Linked DNA regions of Homo sapiens: region 2 is linked to region 1. Evidence: chromatin loops called from intact Hi-C (ENCODE). Cell type or tissue: psoas muscle. All regions are shown on one strand. Links, peaks and the distances in the headings refer to the core of each region. The heading gives the core; the rest is flanking DNA. Region 1 overlaps AKAP6 (A-kinase anchoring protein 6). Region 2 overlaps AKAP6 (A-kinase anchoring protein 6).

Region 1 (8,347 bases), core at 42-8,041:
TCAGGATTTATAGGGGCTTTCTATATATTAAGGAAATTAGTCTCTTCTCTGTGAATAGGAAATTTTTAAAAAGTATTCTGGGGTTCTGTTCTAAAAGCATACGGATATCTCAACAGTTTGAGGAATCAAAGGTTAGGCAGACATGGAGGGCCAGGCTAATAAGCATGTAACGGGTTTCTACTAGGGGGCAAAAGCACGTTTGGATTCCAGTTCTGGAAAGACCAGTGTGTTCTAGGGAGTTTGCTTACTTAGACTAGGAAGGAACAAGCTTAAGATCAGGGTAGTTATAATCAAATGAGTGGGTTAAAGAATGTTGGAGTAATGAGAGAAATGGTGAATCAGGGCTAGGTGGGGGTAGTTAAGAATAGAGAAGAGGGAATAGATTCAAGAAAGAGGAACAGATTAGAGAGACATGCCAGCCGTTCTCTTTTTGAGGCTCACTCTTTTCTAGTCAGAAATCTCATGACCAACATGTTTTGTCTGTCCTAGTTTCCCCTAAGGCTATAGCACAGGACAGCCCACTGCTCTACAGCTGGGCAAGATTTGAGTGTAGTAAAGGATGCAGAAATTGCTGAGAGCTTCTCTATCTGTATATGGAGCAGGACCAAGACCCTAGGACCATTCCAGGGGTGTGTGAAACCAGGTAACGTGATATTATAAGTAGTATTTACATGGAAAAGAAGGGGCAAATGTCGTACAAGTACAGTGAGTATCAGGGGTACATGGTAAAGGTGGAGCAAGCTGTCTTTTATACAACTTCTATAATTATGGAACTTTGCTTAAAGAAAAACATTAAATTATACTTACTGGAAAAAAATCAAATTGTGTTAAACAGCATAAAATTAAAAGTAAAAAGTCTTACCCTCCCTTGGGTAACCAATGTAAATAGTTCTATACATTTTTGAACCTTTTTATGGAAAAATGCATACACTTTAAGGATTATTTAGTTCATATTATACATGCTGTTCAACAACTGGCTTTTTCTATCTAAATATGTCACAGATATTCTTCTATCAGTATATGAAGATCTATTGCACATTTTAGCAGCTCCTTAATATTTTATTGTGTGGATATGCCACAGTTTATTTAATCATTTCCATGATGATGGGCATTCAAACTGCCTTCTTATTTATGCTTTTGCAAATAATACTCAATGAACTTTATTGTAACACCAATTGAGAGTTTCCTCCTTGTCCCATTTGTGTCTGCCTAGAGCAGCAATTCAGAGACTCTCTGTAATCAATCTGTCCACTTCAGGGACAGCTTTTTCTCTAAGTCCTGAAAAATGAGTGGCGTTTGTGTGTGTATGAGTTTTGAGGCCATGTTTATAGTAGTAGACTTTTAAAACACACCTTCCTGAACTTTGTTGTTCCTTTTAAGATTGATGCCTGCAATTTTAGGTGACTGCCACATGGTGGCACAGAAGCACCAAATTCCTACAGACAGTGCTTACAGTCTTGGTATCCGTGAAGGGTTTGAAAATGTTTCCTTATTGTGTCATTATACTAAATACTTATAAAAACAGATTCAATTTAATTATGAAGTGTCTAAAAAAATTCTCAAAGATATATGCATGCATTTATCATCTGTATTTCTTTAGATCTTCATGTTATATCATATTTCTGATTAAACAGCTTTCGTTTGTCTCATAAGAAAAACCAATATACTTCTTACAGAGTTTTTAGCCATACAGGAAAATTTCCCCAAATACTTTCAGCTGTTTTTCTCTTGCTTGCCTTCCTGTCTCTACCTCTGCTCCGTTTTTCATTGCTTGAAGTTAAGAGATGACAGGGTTTTCTTTTTCCCACTTCCTGGTGCCCATCTCTCCCAGCATCTCCATAGGCAGCCAAGGCCCCAGCAAGTTAAGCTTCACAAGACCAGCAGCTGTCATTTGGCTGTGCTGCTCAGCTAATGGGAGCAGTGGATCAAACTTCAAAAGCATGAGCTATGAGAGTTTCACTGGACTGCCCCCACCTCCCTCAGCCTTGATGAGCAGGCTGGTGGCCTTACACGGGCTTTGAAGTCCCATTTGCTTGTCCCCCTTGATTCCCACCAGTTTAAGGGTAGTCGCAGAGAGTTTAGTGGGAAGTGGCAACATTACTTCTCTTTGGTGGACTTGGAATACCACTCAAATCCTGGCCTTGAGTTTCTTCCTTTGGTGGCACAGGGATGGAAGGGTCTTTCAGAAATTTATAGCATACAGGCATTTTGAGGTTGGTATGTGGGAATGGTAGCGTAGGAGGCTCAGTTTGGACATATGAAAGTCTTGGACTACATTCCTTTACTCATGTAACTCTAATTTTGTGCATCTAGAAGACAAATAGTGTTAGCTTCCCTTTTCAGTTAAATAGGATTCCTGCACTGTTTAAAGCACCTGGGAATGTACTTTTTGCCTGTCTCAGTTTAAGGACTCTTGGGCCATAATACCCAGTAGTTATTGTTTTGAAAATTGTTAGTGCCCAGATATTTTACTAATTTATTACTTTATTTTTCTCTTTAGGAAATAATGATTGTTTTTAATTAGAATGCCGGGGAAACACTGCATTTATTAAGCACTTCCTATTTAGGGCAGTATTATACAAAGCATTGAAGAAAAAGTTTACAGACAAGCCTCACACTATGAGGCTCCATGCACAGGCTGAAGGACACTGTGCATGGATGAGAGACTCACATGAGCTGGGGTGTGGTCACCTACAATCTCTCTCCATGTGTAGATTCATGAGCTTACCCTACTTCTCTATTGCATTATGTGGAATTTTGGAATCTTGAAATAATTCACCTGATATAAATAATATTAAGTTAAAATTCTAGATCTTTACATTAGCCAGAAAAATGCCTATTCTATATCTATAGGGTTGTTGTGAAGGTGAAATAAACATGTTTTATGTGAGGATGAGCATGCTTTTATCATTTGGGGGAATCTTCCTTAGAGACCCAAGAACATTTGGTGTGAGAAGCTTGGGTGTTCTTAGACAAGTTGAGATTCTCCCTGCCCACCCTCCCCTCAGCTGTTCTCTTGATGCTGTCACCTACTTGAGGGATGGCTTTTGTCTCTTTGGTGTCTCCCCCAACTCCTAGCCTTGCACATGCATGATAGGTATTAAAAATATCTGCTAAGGCCGGGCACAGTGGCTCACAGTGGTTGCAGTGAGCCAAGATTGCACAACTGCACACCAGCCTGAGTGGCTGGGCAAGACTCTGTCTCAGAAACAAAACAAAACAAAACAAAACTAAACAAACAAACAAAATCTGCTAAATGAATGAATGAACATTTATAAAAGCAGTGTTAGAATCACTGTGGGCAACAGATTCTAACAAATGTTATAAATCATCAAACGATAACTGAGCATGTCTACAAGTTATTTCCTCTACCATTTACAAATCAAAATGGACTTGTCACAGGGCTTTCTAGGTATTGTTTGGTATATCTGTGACAAGAAAAACATCTCTAGAGGGAAAAATAGGAATATTTTCTTCTGTTTTCAGGATGCAATTTATCGCCTTTGACAAAAAACACCAGGAATGTCTTCTCAGATAAAATGTTAACTCCGATATTTGAATGTTTTTTAATTTCAGAGGTAAATGTTACTGTTTTAAAATATGAAGACGGTATGACTAGACAGGATGTTAATAACTTGACATTACAAAATTTATTAAATTTATTTTTAAAGTGGTTTGGTTCCCCCTCTCAAATGCATGAAACATGTGGGAGTTGGAATAGATCTGCCCCAGGCTGCCAAACAAATTTTTAATGGAACTGGAGTCCTTCAGGGATTGTCCTAAATCCACATAATATTCTTAAGTCCTGGTGTTTGCACTGGGACCTGTATATTAGCAGCTGTACGTGTGAATAATATACTTATATCAATCTATCACTCTTGTGAATCCACATCTGTAGGGGCTGCTGCACATCAATTATTCCACCTCAGGGGGTAGAGAAATATTTGGGCCAGCACTGACCTCCTTTTCAATCAGGGCCTCTGGAAGTCAAATGGTCCCTTTAGACAGAACCTCTGTTTGGGAATCCATTTGGCCTAATGTGGCCATGCTGGGAAGTGAATGTGATTACCTGTGTCAGGTGTGGAGATGGCATCCAGAGAAGCAAATGAAAATTCTGTCACTTGGAGCCACCGTCAACATTCAGGATCTCTCCCTTCTATCTAATTCTTGCATAACATATTAGCCAGTCTATCAGAAAAGAATGTCAGCTTCAGTAAGATGCATCTACTTTGCACCAAAAAAAAAAAAAAAAGCAACTGTTTGTTTGAAATAAATTGTAACTTGTGTAACTTGTTTGAAGAGCTAAATTCACTTTCAAATTCTTGGAAATGTTTTTATTGTCTGAGGTTTCAGGAAGAAAGTCTCCTCAGGAAGAAGGAGGATTTTTTTGTCTTCATATCTCAGTGTCTTCTCTTTTTTTTTTTTTTTTCAAAAGGAAAACAAAGGTTTTATAATGCTTATCTTTTTGATCAAAAACTTGGAACATCTTTCTCAAGAGTACAGAGTTCTTTTATTTTTTAAAGCTTCTGCTTTTATACCTAGAGGTGTGTTACAGATTGTCATAACTGATAAATCAATGACAAATGTAGCCACTTCATTTTGTTGGGGAAATAGACAATTGTGGTAGCGGCTGACCATTTATTTAATTATGTGGTAAGTACCACATGATGAGAGGGCAAAGTTAATTGATGATTTGGGCTATCTCAGCCAGGGTACAGTTTACATGGCAATTACGCTGGGATCATCTAACTGTAATTGGCAAGTAATTTTGTAAGTGAAGGAACATGACAGCTCATTTACATGGTGTTCACTGAGTAAAATTTGGGGACATTTATCAACTACTTCCAAGTGAAGAGTGATTGTATCAGTGTCTCCCAAAATGCCACAAGCTGTTTAAAAGTTACATGGGAGGTTTTTTGTACAAATCTCCATGCATTCATTTCCCTGAACATTTGCTAGTTATGTGCTGTGTGCCAGGCACTGTCCTAGACACTGAGGATACAAAAATGAGTAAAATAAAGAGTTCTACTCTCAAGGAACTCATCTATGCGAAGCAGACACATCAATAATTTTAACACAACGTAGTATGTGAAGGTTTGAGCTCTGTACAAGTACTATGGGTGCCAAGGGTGGGGAAACCAGTTAGGTGGAAGATGGTTAGGGAGAGCTTGCTAGAGAAGGTCACACCTGAGATTAATCTTAAAGGATGCCCAGGGCTTTTCAAGGGGAAGAGCTTGCCAGGCAGAAGTGCCAGCCAGAGTAGAATCGGAGCAAGACAGCTGGTGTGAGCTGGAAACTTTAAGCAATCCAGGTACATTTCAAGGCAGATATGTAGCCTGTGAAGTTGCATTAGCTGGCATCTCAGAGGGCCCTGTAGGTCATGCTCAGGGCCTGGGTCTTATTCTCTACCCTGGCAAGCCATTGGAGAGTCTTAATGTCAGAGCTGTTTTGTAGGAAGGTCATTTTGTATAATAAAGCCACTTGCATTATTGCAGTATGCCAGGCTCCATTCTGCATGTATCAAGGCATTTCATCCTCACAATAAACCCCATGAAGTAGGTATTAACATTTCCCGTCATCTATAGATGAAGAAACTGAGTACACAGAGGTTGGCCAAAGCTACACAGTGAGTGATGGAGGAGCCAGGATTTGAACACAGGCTGTCCTGCTCCAGAGCCCTTGCTTGTCAACAGCCCCATTCTACAGCATGTCATAACTCTCTTGACACAGCTGACTGCAATTCCTTGTTTACACAGTGTCCCCTACCCCCACCCCAACACACACACACACACACACACACACACACACACACACACACACACACACAGCTGTGAGCTCTGTGAGGGCAGGGACCATGTCTATCTTGTTTATAGCCATATCCTTCAAGCTTAAGACACTACCTGCACCTTCATAGACATGCAACAAATAAGAAATAAGTCTAGTTTTGAGGAGGGTTGTGATTCGAGTTGACCTGGCAAGGGATGATGATGAAAGCCTGAATCTAAGGCAGTGTCAGTCAATAAGGAGAGATGAAGAAGGGGAAATAAATGGTCAGGGTTTGTTGATTGATTGGATGTGTGGGTCTTGTTGGAATATTCTCACAGTGCTTCTGATTTCCAACCCATGCACTGGAGGGATGACTTGGCAAAAGAATGTGAAGCAGTGGGAAGCTTACACTGCTCTTCACAGAGCTCTTAAATTCCTTACAAGAAATGTTGCAGACTCAGGATGAGACATTAGAAGAGACTTCCCTTGAGGTGGTTAAAAATAGAAGGGACACATCTGCCTGGGATGGTTGAGAGACAGAGCTGCCCTTGGGTAGATGAGTGGTTAGATAGCCTTTGGGATTCTTCCCCTTTTGAAAATGCTCTGATTTAAAATAAATCAAAATTCTCCCAAGCTGCCTATGCTTAACTGCCTGGCTTAGAGAAGATAAAACCAAAGTGTTCAAGGGCTGGAAAATATTGAGTCCAAATGCCTGGATGATAAATAAGGAAATAGAAGCCACGGTGGGTTAAATGACTCATCCCAGGGCACACACTTGAGGCAAAAGGAATACCCAATCATTGGATTATCAGTCTGGGCTTGCTCTTCCCCATGTCTCATACAGCAGCATTTATGTTTTGGGGGGTCCTCTGTGGGAAGGCCTGTGCTGGGTAGAAGCACACAGCAAAGGAAACCTGGTATCTGCCCTTGAGGAATTCAGAGAACCTCAACAATAAAGAACCCTTATCACCTGAAAATGTCACAAAGTACCATCTATTACGTAGACTATTTGGAAAATAGAGAAAATGAATTTTAAAATTCGTAATGATTTTTTTAGCCTCACTCATTGCCTGGCACTGCTTTAACGCTTTATATTTATTATCTCCAATTCTCCGTGTTTTAATGCTTTACATTCATTATCTCTAATTCTTACAGCTGCCTGCAAGTTAGATAGTATGATTTCCATTTTATATTTCAGAAAACTAAAGCACCCAGAACTTGTTCCATAAGATCAGACCATGGTAACTCCAAGTTCAACCCTGTACAAATTATATTAACATTTTGTTGTATTTTTTGCAGTCTTTTTCTAAGTACTAAGACTATTTACTTACATATATGTAATTTTATCATAGATACAATTTGGAATCTTCATTTTTTGTGGCATGTTCTATGTATTTTCCATATGATTGTTTAGTCTTCATTTTGATGGCTATCTAATGTCTGATCAAGTTTTCAGGAGGTTCTTAAATGCTTACTCATAGAAATCTTCCGATTCTTGGTATATATGGCATTTTAAAGATATATTTTGAGGACTGGTACCTCTGCCCATCCTCTTTGGATGGCATTGTGGAGAGGAGAAGAGAAACTACACAGAGGATCATGGCTTTCTTCTCCCCCAGGAGCCCCTCTGAGAATGGAGAGTGGTTCTGGGCACAGCTCAGAGTGGAGCCTGGGCAGAGATGGCCTGAGGCAGATAGCAGGTGACTTTTCAAGGCTTGGCTTTTCTGACTGAACACACATTCTTCCTCCTGCCCTTGTAAAAAGGCAAGTTTTCATTTTCTTAGGGTAGTAAAAATCTTTTGTGTGAAGAAAAAGTGTCGTCAAGTGTCTTATTCATCAGCATATATACCATCTCTTTAAAATGACAGTGGGAGTAAAAGTTCATCAGTTCAATATGTCTTTCACATTTGGAGACTCCTGACTAATAACCTCTGGTATTTATCATCAGAACAGCCAAAGAACTAAATTCTGGCACATGCTTCTCTCACGCACTGAGAAAAACTTAAAAAGACAGAAGATTTTCTCCATTTTTTCTTCTATTCACTTAGAAGGAAAAGCATACCTTTTTTAATTAAAAAAAATATGAGCACGCAGAAACATCTGGCCTGTATTACCACAGCAGCTTCCTAAATGGCTTCCTTGTCTCCAGTCTGCCCTTTAAAAATCAACACTATATGCAACAGCTAGAAAGATTTCTAGATCACAGATTTGCACCAGCCACTCTCCCATGTCACTGGCATATTCTTCCATGACTCTTTCATGGTTCTTGGGGTCAAGTCCTGTGTAGCCATAGCTGCTGTCTCTCCTGCTTGCACCCTGCCCCAGCCACACTGAGCTGCTTGTGGCTCCCTGCTTCATGCTATAATGTAGGATTATCTTCAGGCCCGTGTACAAATCAGTTCTTTCTCCACAAGCTCCCTGCTAGGCTCTGCTGAACCTGGATCCCAGCATGGGCTCCCACAAACCCTATCCAGCTATTATACAGAATATAAACTTCCATCTTGTTTGTATTTTATTTTATGTTAGAGACACAGTCTTGCTCTATTGCCCAGGCTGGAGTGCAGTGGTATGATCATAGCTC
Region 2 (8,347 bases), core at 55-8,054, 54 kb after region 1:
AAGATTTGGGCTTGTTTCTAAGAGCAATGAACAGAAACAATGGCTTCCAGAGGACAATCCTTGAAGACTGGTGATGGAGACTGGTTGAATTTCATGTGGTCCCTAAATTTTACCCTGAGAGAAATAACAAGAGCTACAATTGGAACTTAAGGAAAGGCCAGTTTATTTGAGGAAACTAAAAATGGTGTAATTTTTAGGTATTTCCTTGATAAAATTGTGAAGAATGGGTACAAAAATTCCATCTAAGGAAAATGGGGGAGGGGAACACGTTTTTAGGGGATTGCATTTTAATGTGGAAAGAGAAAAAAATGAATATTCTTATGCTAGAAGTTGTTTTTGAAAATGTTCTCAGTGACTAGAGATTTGGAAATGGCAACTCGGCAAATACATGAAGATATCTTAAAGGAAAAAGACTGTTAACATTATTTTTCCAAAAGTATAACATCATTTACTTGGAGGAATAGAAATGATTAATATAGTCTTCTTGTTCAGGGAAGCTATTCCACAAGATAAAAGGCTAGTAATCTAATAACTAGCATATCAGTATTATTTTATTTGCTTTTTCCTGTTTGCAAAATAACTTCAGTGCTATCTTGTTATTGTTGTTATACTTGGCTAGTTATACATCTATGATAAGAGAACATAATTAATGTGAAAAATTATACCAAAATGGTTGTGTTTATTTTGTGTCACTTTAGCAATGCCCCTTCAGGAGTGCTCTTCCTATTTTCCACTTGCATTCAATAATAGGCTTGCAGCCAGTGGCATTGTATTTACACAGTTTTTGTCAAAACAATTTTATCGCTAATAGATTTTGATCTACGTTGGCTGAAAACTTCTGTTTCTGTTTAAAACTTTAATGTAATTTCATGCGTCTCTATTTCAGGCAATATAAAAACTTTTGAACTTACATATACTTGGCAGCTGTATAGTTTTTTCTTTCACTAAGTTGATTTATTTTTTACATAGAGGGAAAATGTCCTTAAAATTAGGCATCTCATTTTTAAATGGGCTCAGAGGAGAGCAACAAATTTGAGCATAGTCTGTTTCGTTCATTCACCGCAGAAAGGAGCATTTAAAAAATACTCCACATGCTGTGACCTTCAGGTGATTAGAATTGGTTACAAATATAAATGAATTCCCCATAAACATTAAATGATCCCTCAAGAAACCTTATTTGAGAATATGTAGAGATATATTTTCATTTCGATGCACAAGGATTTACATGTGTGATTCCCTATTAACATTACTCAGGTAAATCCCATTAAAAAATGGATATGCCTTTGTGTGTATAAATTTATACATGAAGCACAGTTAAAGTATATCAGTATTAATACTGTACCATGGGAATACCATATGACAAGGAAATTGGCAATACAATTAGAGTTTCACATAGTATTAGAATGTTTTCATTACAATAAAAAAAGTTTTCATGACAGCATAAAAGAATAAATCGAGACTTACTAGGACAACTAGAGCAAATCTGTACATTTCAATATAACTCTTATGAAACAAATGTAATAAGTAAGATTAATGCTCTGAATCTCTTAAAAGGGACTCTATTAATCATTGTGTTGTCCTAATGGATGACTGAAATCTTCTAGCCCTGAAAGTAGAAAGCAGGAATCAATGGTAAAACCCATCTACCAGGATGGATATTATCTTGAGAAAGGTATTCTGTTTGCCACCTTCTCTTCTTTTTGTTTTGCCTCTCCTTCTTCATTTTCTTCATACATTCTTTTCTTTTCTTTTTTTTTTTAGACGGAGTCTCACTCTGTCACCCAGGCTGGAGTGCAGTGGCATGATCTCGGCTCACTGCAACCTCTGCCTCCCGGGTTCAAGTAATTCTCCCGCCTCAGCCTCCTGAGTAGCTGGGATTATAGGCACCCACCACCATGCCCAGCTAATTTTTGTATCTTTAGTAGAGACGGGGTTTCACCATGTTGGTCAGGCTGGTCTTGAACTCCTGACCTTGTGATCTGCCCGCCTCGGCCTCCCAAAGTGTTGGGATTACAGGCATGAGCCACCACACCTGGCCCATACATTCTTTATCACCTGCTTTTCTCCTTTTCCCTTTTCCTTTTCTCCCTCCTGATTTATGAGCATGTTTTCTTTGTTGTTGTTTTTAAATATTTGAGCTATTTAACAAGAGTTACAGGTTTTCCTTATGCCAACTGTATGTCATCAGGAAGACATAAAGACAGAGACGTGTCCTTTATGAAAATGGACATGTGAACTGTACTGACCTTGATACTTAGTCTTGATTCTCTGCTCAGACTAAGCCATCTGAGATAGAAATTAAAAATGCATAGTTCTTCATCTTCTGTTAGGATTCAATCTGTAGGCTTAAATAAACTCATAATGCTGACTGCAGTTATTTGCCTTTTCCCCCTATTTCTTGTAGATATATTCACCTGACACACTGAAATATTAATGAGTCTTGTGATGCTCATGTGTGTACATTTAGAGAGCACATAATTTTGACTTATGAAAGTTACTCAGTTGCAGACCCTTGAGGATGAGACGTTTGCTGGAGTAGACCATTTCTAACAGATCATTTGATGTTAAATGGTCTGATTTTGTTTGGTGATCTACTATTTGCCACAGAATGATACAAAGGCACTGTAAGTGCAATGTCCACACAGAGCTTAGTCCAAATGGAGTTGGAGTTATTCTTCAGGAATTTGAAGGGGTGTTAGGAATAAGAAATTGCTACTCCAAATGCTGTCAGATAATATCCAGAGAAGTGACATTTTCTGTGAAGGTCATTGCTCTCTCTCTCTACCAAGTGTATCTAGGCTAGCATCAGAGAGGAAAGCTGTCAGTAATTTCTAACCTAGCTAGGTTGTATCTGGCAATGCTGGAGCAAAGAATTAACATGGTGCTGGTTTCTTGAGACATCCATTTGATCTCTGTAAATAGTGCCCAGGGGAGTTTGTTTCTAGGATGTTCCTGAGAGTTCTGCTGACCTAGGAAGTAAAAAAGGTTTTAAGTACTCAAAATCTTTTTTCCTAGTTTGCTATAAAGTTGCACAAAGTCTGTATAACAAGGCCGTGGATGGCTTTATTTCTCTATTGCATTTTGGGGACCAACATTTTTTTTAATCCCTTAGCCTCTGTTTCTCTCTGCCTCTGTTTCCTTTTCTCTATTCTCTCTCCTCACCAACCATCACAAACTGAAATGTCTGCATTTCTCTAAATATATAATTTATTTTTGTCCTTCTCAATTAATGTCCCTGATTGCATTCACAAAGAGCTCAATAGTTCTCCATATGATTACCCAATAAAATTCCCTTCAGTCTTTGTCAGGATAGACCTCTGCTTTTCTAAAAAGCCAGCATGATATTTCTGGTCTTTGACAGACTAACGGGTATATATACCATAATCAATGGATCATTCAAACACTGAAGTTACAAGCCAGTCCTCTCTCATTTATGGATTTATTTCTGTGACCAGCCTAAATCTTCTATCATCTTTGCTATAAAACATGCATTAGTACACAGCTAAAGGTGGTGCTATTATCTAACTAAAGAAAAAGAATGTTTATTTTTTATAGGGACCTGATCTTAAAAGGTTAGATTCTATTTAAATTTTGACTCTGTATATAGGAAAATTAGGTTATTAAATAAAAACCCAATAATTTTTTGTATATATAGTATTAGGCAAAGCTATTTCGTCCTAGAAGGAATACACTTAAAAGAGCAACGTAGCACCGAGGACATTTTCAACCTCGAATATTTTATGTGAATCCCATTAAGCTATCAGTAATGTTTGTTGCATTTATTTTCCCATCATTGCTGATTGTCAATATATTTGTGGGTAAACAGACAATCTATTTCATAACTGGGCTCCTCTTGTCATTTATGTTTCTATTTTTTAAATTTATTTATTAATTTTTTACAGACGGAGTCTCACTTGTTGCCCTAGCTGGACTTGAACTCCTGGGCTCACGTGATCCTCCTTCCTCAGCCTGCTGAGTAGCTGGGACTACAGGCTTGTGCCACCACACCCACCTACATTGTATATTTCTTGATGGCACTGCCTAGAATGAGTGACAGGGGAACTTACTCCTGTATTGATGAGCTCACATGCCTCAAACCAGGGCTGTGTTGAATTCAAGTAAGTCTGGCAAGAGGAGCAGGTGGGTGATAAAGGAGGCAGACACTGTTTATACACAATTCTTGGGAACCTGGCAGGAGGATCAGAGCCTGGCAGGGAAAAGGAGTCTTTGAGAAAAATATCACACAAGGCTGAATAGCACTTTTTAATGGAAAATTCTTGTTTTGACTCTAATTTTATGCTTAGATGCTTTTAATTTGATCCACATTTAATTTGCCATTCCTCGGAGAAAGCATTGATTATATGAAAAACTATCTGCTCTATTGCTAATGAAACAAGATTGGTTTCAAGGGCTACCATGATGGCATTATATTTTAATGGTGCCCACCTGGAAACATGGAAGCATGCACCACTGGAATCATCTTATCATCTGCAGGCCAACTCTTCTGGTTGTGATTGCTTGATAGATTTGTTAAAGTCATAGTTTTGAAGAAAAGTGAGTCAATATTGAGTATTGAAAAAGTGGGTAAAAAGCTAAGTTTGGACATTGGAGCTATAAGACATTATAAAGGACCATTTAAAAAACTAAAGGTCAGTTGTGTATCTGAGAACACCTATAATAATATATAATACATAATAAGATATAATAGATCTATAATAGTACATAACAGATATATAGATTCTCACAAACCCAATCATTTTGACACTGTGATGAAAAAAATAATGGTATTCAACACTAATATGACAAGTTTCAGAGAGACATAAATAGAGATTCTGAGTTTAGGCTAAGCAACTGTGTAGTAACAATTATTTTCGTTAGAAATCTGAAGCTGCACGCAAGATCTACCATAAGCGTTATATCAGAAAATTCAAATCTTTTATGTTTTAAAAATTAGGCTGCCATTATTCCTGAAATTCTAATGGCTGAACTAGCAACAGTAAAGATGTCCAGATTTCAATGAAATATATTTCATAAATTAGCTTATCATTGCACTGATTTAGCATGCCTAGCAGGTGAGAGACAAAAACATGTGTTATCTTCCCTAGGGAACCTTCAATGAATGTCATTCGGGCTTCATATGTCTTTCTTTTCTCCCCTTCTTGAACTGATATAAAATTCTAATGTGTGCCCTCTAGTTCCATCTTCATTGAAATCTAGCAAAACTGCTGAAGGTAAGGTAGTGGCAATGGTGCATGAAAAAAGGGAAAAGGAGTACAGTGATTCATGGCATACTTGAGGAAAGTTGCAATTGTTAACAGCTCTACTTTTGTATATAGACAAGTTAAAATATGTCATATATCACTGGTAAAAATAAAGTTACTAATCTTGCTAGTTTCTTAAAGTTCATAGGAAAGGCACTACAACTATTTTGATATCTTGAAAGTATTTCCATATGCATTTGAGGGCATACCATGTCACTGTATCCCAAAACAATAGTCAAGAAAGTAAATTTATGGTAGAACCATTAGTAATCTTGACAAGTGCATGCTGTTTAAATACCAGGAATAGTAGGTATTATGAAAAACCGTGCTTCATATATTATTATAAAAATGAAATGTGACAATTTCCAAGTATATATTAGCTCAGGCCAACATCCCTTATCTCTGAGTCTTTGTTCTTCTGTGCAAATTTGAACCTCTGATGCAATTGTAATTTCAGAAATGGTATTCATTGGTCTTCAGATCTGCAGATGCCAGTGCTTTCAGAGCTGGAAGATTGTTCTCCTTAGGCATTGTTTCCATTTGGTAGATGAGAAAACTGAGGTACATGACCATTTCTGTTTCCTTTAACTGGTAAGAAAAATAAGAGCTGAGAATCCCTCTCACTTTCACTTTTTGCAGTCTTCTTTTTGCCAATGGATACATCCTACCCTTTTCCCTTATCTTCTAATAGGAAGACTGAGCGGAATTTAAGTGGCATCTTCAGCTTTTAAGTGCAGCTGTCTAGCAAAAGCTTTGGCCAAAGTTTTCTTCTGATAATGAATAAGACAGGATAAAGGGGCATCAATGATTTCTAAGTCTTTAAAAAAAATCCACAATGTTGAAATCAGACTGCTAAAATCTAGGCAACAGATATTGGCACCACATGAGTGCTAAGTTACTATTCTTTGGAGCAATTGAAACACAGGACTTCATGCCTGTGGGACATTAGGCCAACATAATTCTAGTCTGCCCAACTCTATGAAATATGCCTTGTTATTCAGAGCACAAACATAATCAGTAGCCCTCCTGAAGTTAATCAAACAATTCAAAGTATCATATGATCAGCATGACTGTACGGGCTTTTCTCCATCACAAGAGTATTCCCTAAAAAGGTATACCATTAAGCAATATAAAAAATGCAAATTGTGCAAAAGGAAGTGTACCAAAATAGGGCTTTATCAAGAGTCTTTAGATCAGTATAATTCCCTTAATTGTCTTTTCATTTAAAGTAATGCAAAAGGAGGCTGTTAGTTCGCCTCAGTATCATAAGCATGAGAATTGTATGTGTTCCCATTTCTGTGACTTCAGCAATTTCCAGCTATGCATTAAGTCCCACACTTAGCTGGAGGAGAATTTAGAAGGAATTGTTTCAAAAACAGACGTTTTAGAAAAATGTTTATTTGAGCTGGATTTGCTTAAAAATTACAATAAAAATATCTCATTCTTGAGTAATATTCTGTTTCTATTGGTTGTCTCTCAGGTTGTGGCTTTCTTGTGAATTATGATTTGCCTATATAGAAATTAGTATTTTAGCACTATGTTGTTAATAATAGCGGTGATCATTTTCAGAATTGCCTTTTTGGTGAGCACATAGGAGGGTATTCCTCTTGGTAAGCACCTTAAGCAAGAAGGATTGGGTCTTCCTTTCTTGTTTATTACACTTCTCACTCTGTCATTATCAGCTCTGATGTTTAGTGAAAATGGTTTCCAATTGCCTAGATGTGCTTTGACAGAACTGACAGTAGAAACTGTATCTTAGCTTACTTGAATCAGTGCTGTAGAAAAGCACCCAGGCATGCTGAAGACAGCTTTTATGAGGTACATTTTGTCAGTGTAAACATTATGAAATCCAACACATTTGGAAAAGCATACTCTGTGTTTGTTAGGATGAATGAATCACTAATAGATTAAAGAGCACAGCCAAATAAACTTAGACTAGTCATAAGCATATGTGGCCTAATATTCAAATGTAGGAAATCCAATTAAGCTCTAGCTCTCCTTAGTTTTTCATTCATGAGGCGGTACCTCTACTGAAAAAGCAAATAACTAAAAAGTTTCTTTTACCAAAAAAAAGACATTGCATTTTTAAAATATAAGTTTGAAGTTAGTCTTCCACAGATAGCCAATTTAATTATGCTAAAAATGACATTTTTAATTAAACACCAAGGTAAGCATAAATGGATTTCAAAATAATTAATCAAACATCAAAAAATTGAAACCTTTTTCTGCTTGAGCAGCAGAAATGAAAGAACCAGTCTTCGGGTCTCATAGAGATTCAATCTAATTTAATTCTCTGTCTTCTCTAAATAAACATTCCTAAAACCTTTTTTTCATCTGGGGGAATAAGGATGAGAGGGGTAATCAATATTTCTAGCATTTTAATTAAAACCGTTAGTGGAATAAATCCATTTAATTATCAGTTAATGAAATACAAGGTCATTTACCTGACAGGAACTTTGAGGGTGGATTACTAGCTGGAATAAAGCAGAAGAACCCAATGTCACAGCCATTTAACTTCTGTCAAATTTAAGGTTAAAATCCTTTTAGACTGTTTAACCTATTCTCTACCATTTTCCTATTATGTATGCCGATTGGCAGGAGAAATGCATGTTAAAACTTATTTTACATTTAATTATGCTACAAAGTTTTCATTAAATTTCTAGAAATTTCTTTATATTTCTAAGGCATAAAGTGAAAAGTTACAATAAACTCCAATGTAATTTTGTTGTTATTTTGTGTTTATTATTTATAAAGTTAAACTGACATCTTTTTCCTTACTGCAAATCTTATGAATTGTTTCTTTTTTTGTAAATATGAATTAATAAAATATAAGTTTTAGTCTGTAAATTTAGGATGCAAACATGGAACAAATGTGCAATAATAAATCACTTTACATAATTTATGGTTAATTTTATATATAGCCCCTTTTTTGAAGTAACCTCCATTTCATCAGAATAATATAAAAAAGTAAGAGCTGGTTGATCACTAAGCTAGATTTGCAATTGGTTTGGTAAATGGTTTTAAGTCAGTTTAACAAATGACGAGAAGGCACAAGATTGTGTTGTAGAGGAAAGTTCCTTTTCTTT

The links. A loop is a pair of places that touch in the nucleus more often than their neighbours do. Peaks named below come from ENCODE experiments on the same cell type or tissue, not always from the same donor. Only the 100,000 strongest peaks of a DNase experiment are listed, where the experiment ranks them.
Region 2: it touches region 1 in a loop (1.8-fold over the local background); 3 of 110 quality-filtered maps call a loop at or near these places.

The regions. Positions count from the first base shown.
Region 1 is chr14:32,587,236-32,595,582 of GRCh38, forward strand. The region is part of intron 5 of AKAP6 (A-kinase anchoring protein 6); the gene reads left to right. Among named protein-coding and RNA genes, the nearest start is that of AKAP6, 260 kb to the left of the region's middle. In psoas muscle, for the core only: a CTCF peak has its summit at 1,392 (motif pointing right); a DNase peak (open chromatin) is centred at 3,156; H3K27ac peaks cover 1,049 bases.
Region 2 is chr14:32,641,568-32,649,914 of GRCh38, forward strand. All of the region lies in intron 7 of AKAP6 (A-kinase anchoring protein 6), which reads left to right. Among named protein-coding and RNA genes, the nearest start is that of NPAS3, 290 kb to the right of the region's middle. In psoas muscle, for the core only: no CTCF peak of the experiment used is centred there; no DNase peak of the experiment used is centred there.